Regions from separate parts of the Homo sapiens genome. Here region 2 is linked to region 1. A link is a loop called in an ENCODE intact Hi-C map of the cell type or tissue named here. Cell type or tissue: ascending aorta. All regions are shown on one strand. Each heading gives the region's core, and the rest is flanking DNA. Links, peaks and the distances in the headings are about the cores only.

Region 1 (2,935 bases), core at 259-2,758:
GGTAAGCTGCTGAAGACATATGTGTGCATGTAATCCCAGACTACAGAGAGAAGTCTAGGTCCCATCAAGGTCATCCACCCACCAGGGGATAAGCATTCATTCACTGGTATTTTGCACACCACAGGCAATGAGCACTAAGCCGAGTTGCCTGTCTGTTGAAACTTTGGGATTTAAGAGCTTTTGCACGACTCTGTTTCCACAGACCATTGTAGTGGTAATTATGCCTCTCAGAGACGTTATTATTTGGAGTTTAAAATTAGGGGCAAAAGAATCACCATAGACTGATAATCTTAAAAATGTTTAAGTTTAGTGAAAGGGACTAATGAAAGTACAAGTGAGAGATGGCCAGGTAGAACTTCACTGGATGGATAAGTATGAGTCTGTGGAAGAGCAGTTTGCATTTAGGGAAACCTTTCTGGCCTGTAGGGATAAACAGGGAAGATAACGTATGCATTATTTTAATCCTAAATAAATACTTGAAACTTATTTGATTTCGTTTTTACTCAAGATTGAGTATTGGCATTTTTATTATCAAAATTCACAAAAAACCCTCTTAAACTTTTTGAAAAAATCTTCCCTAGGCACATCAGTTTATGGAAAGTGCTTGTAGGCAATGTTTTGATTACAAGGTTTAATTATAGAGGGATCCTGTGATTTGAAAACCAGACACCCGTTTCTGTACCTTACAGGGCTCTCATTAAAGCTGAACATGATGAAATCTTAAACCCCATGGCAAAGGCACTCTGTGATTGTTTTCTTTTGTCATAACACTTCTCATTTAATTACTATGCTAACAATGAAAAGTTCCAATGTGCTCACTTAGATTCAGAAATAGGGAGTTGCTATGTATCTTTTGCATCCAAAGGATTACTTCCCTAAAGTCACCAGAGGAACAGAGGAAGATTGTATTTTGTTAACGAGACAGTGGTAATGTGGTGGTGAACCTCACATACTCTGTAGTCAAGACAGACGTATTTCAGGCAGGCTTGGTATATATTGAATTTATGAGATTGTGGGTTAGTTACTTAAAAAATTATTTTTAAGTTCTGAAATCTTATTTCTAAAATGAGAATACTAATACTCATTTTAGAAGCTAACTAGGAGATTAAATCAGATGAATAAAATGGATGAATAAATATGAAATGTTTGTTAATAAAGATACCTGTCATTGTTTATGTACCAAGTCTTTAAGGGGTTTTACATATAAACTCATGCATCTTCACTGCAACTCTGTAACAACACCTCCTATTTACATAGCGCCAATTTCTAGGTAAGAAGTTTGAAGCATTGTGTTTTTTACTAACTTGACCAAGCTTTTTAACCATCCCAAAGGTGGTGGCAGAACCTGCTTTCAGACCCAGGCAGCGTGACCTCAGTCAGTGCTGTACTTGTAACCACTGCACACACTACCTGCAAATCACTAAGTCCCCAAGTAGCCCCCAGTTCATTACTATGGGTGATGTTTCTGCTCCCACAACCTATCTTTGCTGTACCATTTTCTCTTCTTGATAGTTTTAATTATTTCTAGCAGCTCTCTTTTCTCACACTTTGTCTTGGCTTTTGAGGTTAGTGTTCACAGATAAGCATGTGTTGCTTTTGTGTTTAGAGATATGGTTTCTTTTTATTTTTTTAACACCGAATAATGTGACTTTTCTCACACCCTAGCAAACACTTTATTAGCTACCTTTAAATTTTTTCCTGTCTGTATGGATGAAAATGATGTTCATCCCAATGGGGTGTTTTAATCTATATGTTTAAAATTTTATTGAATATTGACAAATTATACACGTATATATTTATGGGGAACAGAGTGATGCCATGATATATGTATACCATGTGCAATTATTGAATCAAGTTAATTAACAAATCCATCACCTCAAGCACTTATCATTTATTCCTCCTATCTAACTCTATTTCTTGACTTATGGAATTGAGTAACTTTTAGTAAATTATTTGCTCAGTGTTTGAATACCCTAGGTGACTAGCACTGGGCCAAAAGAGAAGATGAACTCCCTATACTTTAGTCCTGTTATAAGAACTCAATTTTTATAATAATAATAATAATAATAATAATAATAATAATAAAGAAGGAGGAAGAGGAGGAGGAGGAGGAAGGGGAGGAGGAGAAGAAGGAGAGGGAGAAATAAGGAGGAAAAGACTTTCCATTTTATATGCATCTTTATCAGGAGCCAGGCATTGTACTATGAGCTTTATATCTAATTGAATTCAAGTTTCTCCTTAGAGAATAGGCTTAAAAACAGACTTAAAAAGTTGGATACATATGCTGAATTTAAATAATGATAACTTCAGTCAGAAGATAATACTTATGAAAAATTAGTGCTTTAGAATTATGATTTGCCAAATTATAGTAGTACAATTTATTATGTAAACAGACCAATTTAATGTGATTTGTCACAGGATTTTAAGTCTAGTCAGAAATGACTTGCACCTACTACAAAAAGAAACATGTTTATATTTTTAAGTAAAAGAATTCCATTTTCTATTAAAGGATTTGGAGAAGTGACATCATTCTCTACTGTTAATGCTCTGTGGGTCCATGCATAACAGTGAATCAGAAAGTGTACTTGATAATCAGGGAACATTTTGTCCTCTCTTAGTGACACTTTTGTAATTCATGTGCCCAAAGGATTACATATTGTTTATTAATATATTATATGTCATTTCCTCATTTGGCCAGTGCTTTGAAATGGTAATCTAATCTAAAAAAAATTTTTTGTGTGGTCTATGAGAACATTTTTTTCCCACTGAGTTCTAAGGCCCAGTGATTCATTATTACCTAATAAAGAGGATTCTTTATTCATCTTCATGCCTCCTTTCCCAAGCATATCCAATTAGAGTCACCATGTGAAAATTCATAAATCAAACCGTTCGTATTTTAATGTATAAAAAAATGTACCTAAAATACTTTAGGTGA
Region 2 (2,935 bases), core at 160-2,659, 75 kb before region 1:
TAAATATTTCTAGGAAAAAATAGAAATGATTCTACTTTGTTTGTCTATAAATTCATCGTCCTTAATTGTCCCAGCTGCTCCAAAATTTTCTATGTATCCCTTGTTTATTCTTCATAGGAAATATGTTCATAGGAATACTCTCTATTCCATATGAAAATTGTTCTCTTTCTGAACCTAGTCTGTTCCCCCATCATCCATATTTATTGTTATTTTACTAATAATATCAAATATATTGATAGGCCCTCCTTCCATCAAAATTTATCCATGTCTTTATTTATGCCCTCCAGATATCTTCTCTTAGGAAGTCCTTGCCTTCCTCTTTCAGGGATCTAGCTGTTCATTTTCATTTTAATCTTATGTCTTCTCTAGGATATTACCCCATCAATTTATTCTAATATCTCCTGCATTTATCCTCTTTCTCTTTTTCTTGCACATTCACCCAAATTGTTGAAAAATCCCAACTGAAGACCTAGTTGGAGTATCAACTCCAAATATATATGAAATGGAATTTGTGTTACATGAAATCACTGTCTTTTTCTTAGTTTTCTATGCCTGTTCTTGACAATCCATTGGACCCCAAGCCTCATAGTTTTATACAATTCCTTACTCCATCTCTTCTACATACAATCAGGTCTTATCAATTCAATTTCCATCAGGGCTCTGCAATTTGCCCCTTCTCCACCTTGGCCACCACCATTGTATATTAGAGGGACCTTGTTGCTTCCTGTAATAACATCTTAACTAGCCTTATCACCCACACTACTTTAGCCTACCCATAAGTCTCATCTTTCCTCCTACTCACTTAATTGAATTGGTTCTAACATACAATTAGACCATTTATACATTGGCAGGTGAAATGTAATATCTGAACAATAAAGTTTAGACGTGTCAAGTTGGGTACCTGAAGCACAGAAGTAATAATGAAAGGCACCATGTGTAGGAGATGGGTTAAAATACTCCAAATATTTTGCTCATTCTCATTGTCTAGAAAATATCCCAGAATCCATCGCTAATTAGAATTTGGCTTCTCTCTAGCTTTTTATTCTTATATCCTTTTATTGTATCTTCTCATATAGCTGATGTCTCCAGCCAAACTTCATTTATTTAGCATGCTATTTCACTATTTCAGTATTTTAACTCAGAAAACATTTATTAAACATCTAGTATGAACTAATAATTGACTAGATTCTCTTCTTTAAACATATCCAACCATTTTTCATCATCAGATTGCTTTGCTTCCTTTAACTGTATTATTATTTTCCCTTTCTATGACACATAAAATTTTATTCATTTTTAAAAGCCCAGCTTAAATGTGCCTTCTTTATTAAAGCCTTTAATGGCATTTCTGGACTTCATCCCAGACTTGCTGACTCATAGCCTCAATGAGTGAAGCTTAAGAATCCATGCACTTAAGAATCTCTCTAGGTAATTCCGATATTCTGTATGTATTGGAGAGTACTGGAGTAGATTACCAGGAACTTTTGAGGACAGGCAAACAGTGTCAGAAAGGTCCATCAAGGGGTGACAGGTGTTTTCCCAGTGGGTGGCCAGCACATCATTGCTATGTGGAGTCTGTGGGAAGAAAAAATGTCAAAATGTCAAAATCCAGGTAGGTGGTCTGCATCAGGGTGGTCTAGCACCAGGTATAATGGTCTTGATCATTGGGCAGGAGCTGAGTCTTTGAGAACTGGCAAATAAAATTACAGGACAACATATCTGAAATAAATGAGAGATTCAGGAACAAGGCAGGAGATACTAGGTTGGTGCAAAAGTAACTGCAGTTTTTGCCATTAAAAGTAATATTGAGTATACTGGTACTCAAAGTGACAGCTTAGACACAGGAATGAAGCAGAAATTCAGTTAGTAGAACTGTGATTCATAATCCAAATCGCAATGTGCACCTGATGTAGAGCCACCTAAATTTAAGGTCCAGGTCTTTGTAAAAAAAAAAAATTATATATATATATATATATATATATATATATATATATATATATATATATTTGGAAATTTGAATTCCGTCTTAACTCAGGATTAAAAGGCAACATATGTAGAGATTGAGGGGATTCAAAATCAAAGAATTAAGCAGTTATTAAACATATTGTACTATGAACTATGTACTTTCCTACTACTGAGTACCATTGCTTCTCAAAGCTTGAATTCTGCATCAGAATGTGCAGCACTGTGGCATGGTTCTAGACTTATGGAGTCAGAATTTGGGAATTAGGACTCAGATCTTCATTTAAACAAGACATGTGAATAATACAATGCTGAATTTGGGAACCACTCATTTCCACCGCAAACTCTTTGCTTGTAGGAACCATGTCTTATTTGTCTTTATTTACTCACAGTTCTAACAGAAAGCCTTGGACATTGTAGGCATTCAAATGGTTGTAGAAGAAAGAAATGAATTGTTTTCTTCTAAAATTCATTATTTTTCATAGAGGTTTTTACTCCATTACAATATATTATTTCCACATTCCCATCAGGCAAAATTATAAATATTTTCTCCCATATAAATATAAAAATTCTTTAAGGAGAATCATTTATATAAAGCATGAGTATTAATTGCTGCTTCAAAAATATTTTGATTTTTATTTTTAAAATTGTTCTGCATCTAGTAGGTAATTATATTTATGATTACAATATTTATTAGGTAATTGATTTTTTATGGATTCACATGAATTGTTTGTTGATAAGAGGTTAGTAAGAACTGGGAATTTATTGTTCAGATTGGAAAAAATTTTACAGCCTGTTGCATACTTCTAATTTATGTGGTCTAAGATTAGTCACAGTGTATAGCCAGCTCTGAGTCACTGACTCCGTACTTATTTTTGACATAAAGTGAAATCAAATTTGGCTCACTCTCTCACTGCCTAGTGTCTGACCTTCCAGGGATTATTGGGTATTTTTTTAATGTAAACTTGGTCAAATC

What was found. A loop is a pair of places that touch in the nucleus more often than their neighbours do. Peaks named below come from ENCODE experiments on the same cell type or tissue, not always from the same donor. Only the 100,000 strongest peaks of a DNase experiment are listed, where the experiment ranks them.
Region 2: a loop joins it to region 1, with 4 times the contacts of the local background. A loop is called at or near these places in 1 of 110 quality-filtered maps.

Annotation. Positions count from the first base shown.
Region 1 is chr12:80,625,298-80,628,232 of GRCh38, forward strand. All of the region lies in intron 33 of PTPRQ (protein tyrosine phosphatase receptor type Q), which reads left to right. The region is part of intron 1 of LOC105369867 (a long non-coding RNA gene); the gene reads right to left. Among named protein-coding and RNA genes, the nearest start is that of MYF6, 81 kb to the right of the region's middle. In ascending aorta, for the core only: no CTCF peak of the experiment used is centred there; no DNase peak of the experiment used is centred there; H3K27ac peaks cover 1,130 bases.
Region 2 is chr12:80,550,692-80,553,626 of GRCh38, forward strand. The region is part of intron 25 of PTPRQ (protein tyrosine phosphatase receptor type Q); the gene reads left to right. LOC105369867 (a long non-coding RNA gene) reads right to left here. Exons shown (of 5, transcript XR_007063388.1): 3 at 1,473-1,572; 4 at 1-9. Among named protein-coding and RNA genes, the nearest start is that of PTPRQ, 110 kb to the left of the region's middle. In ascending aorta, for the core only: no CTCF peak of the experiment used is centred there; a DNase peak (open chromatin) is centred at 1,408; H3K27ac peaks cover 719 bases.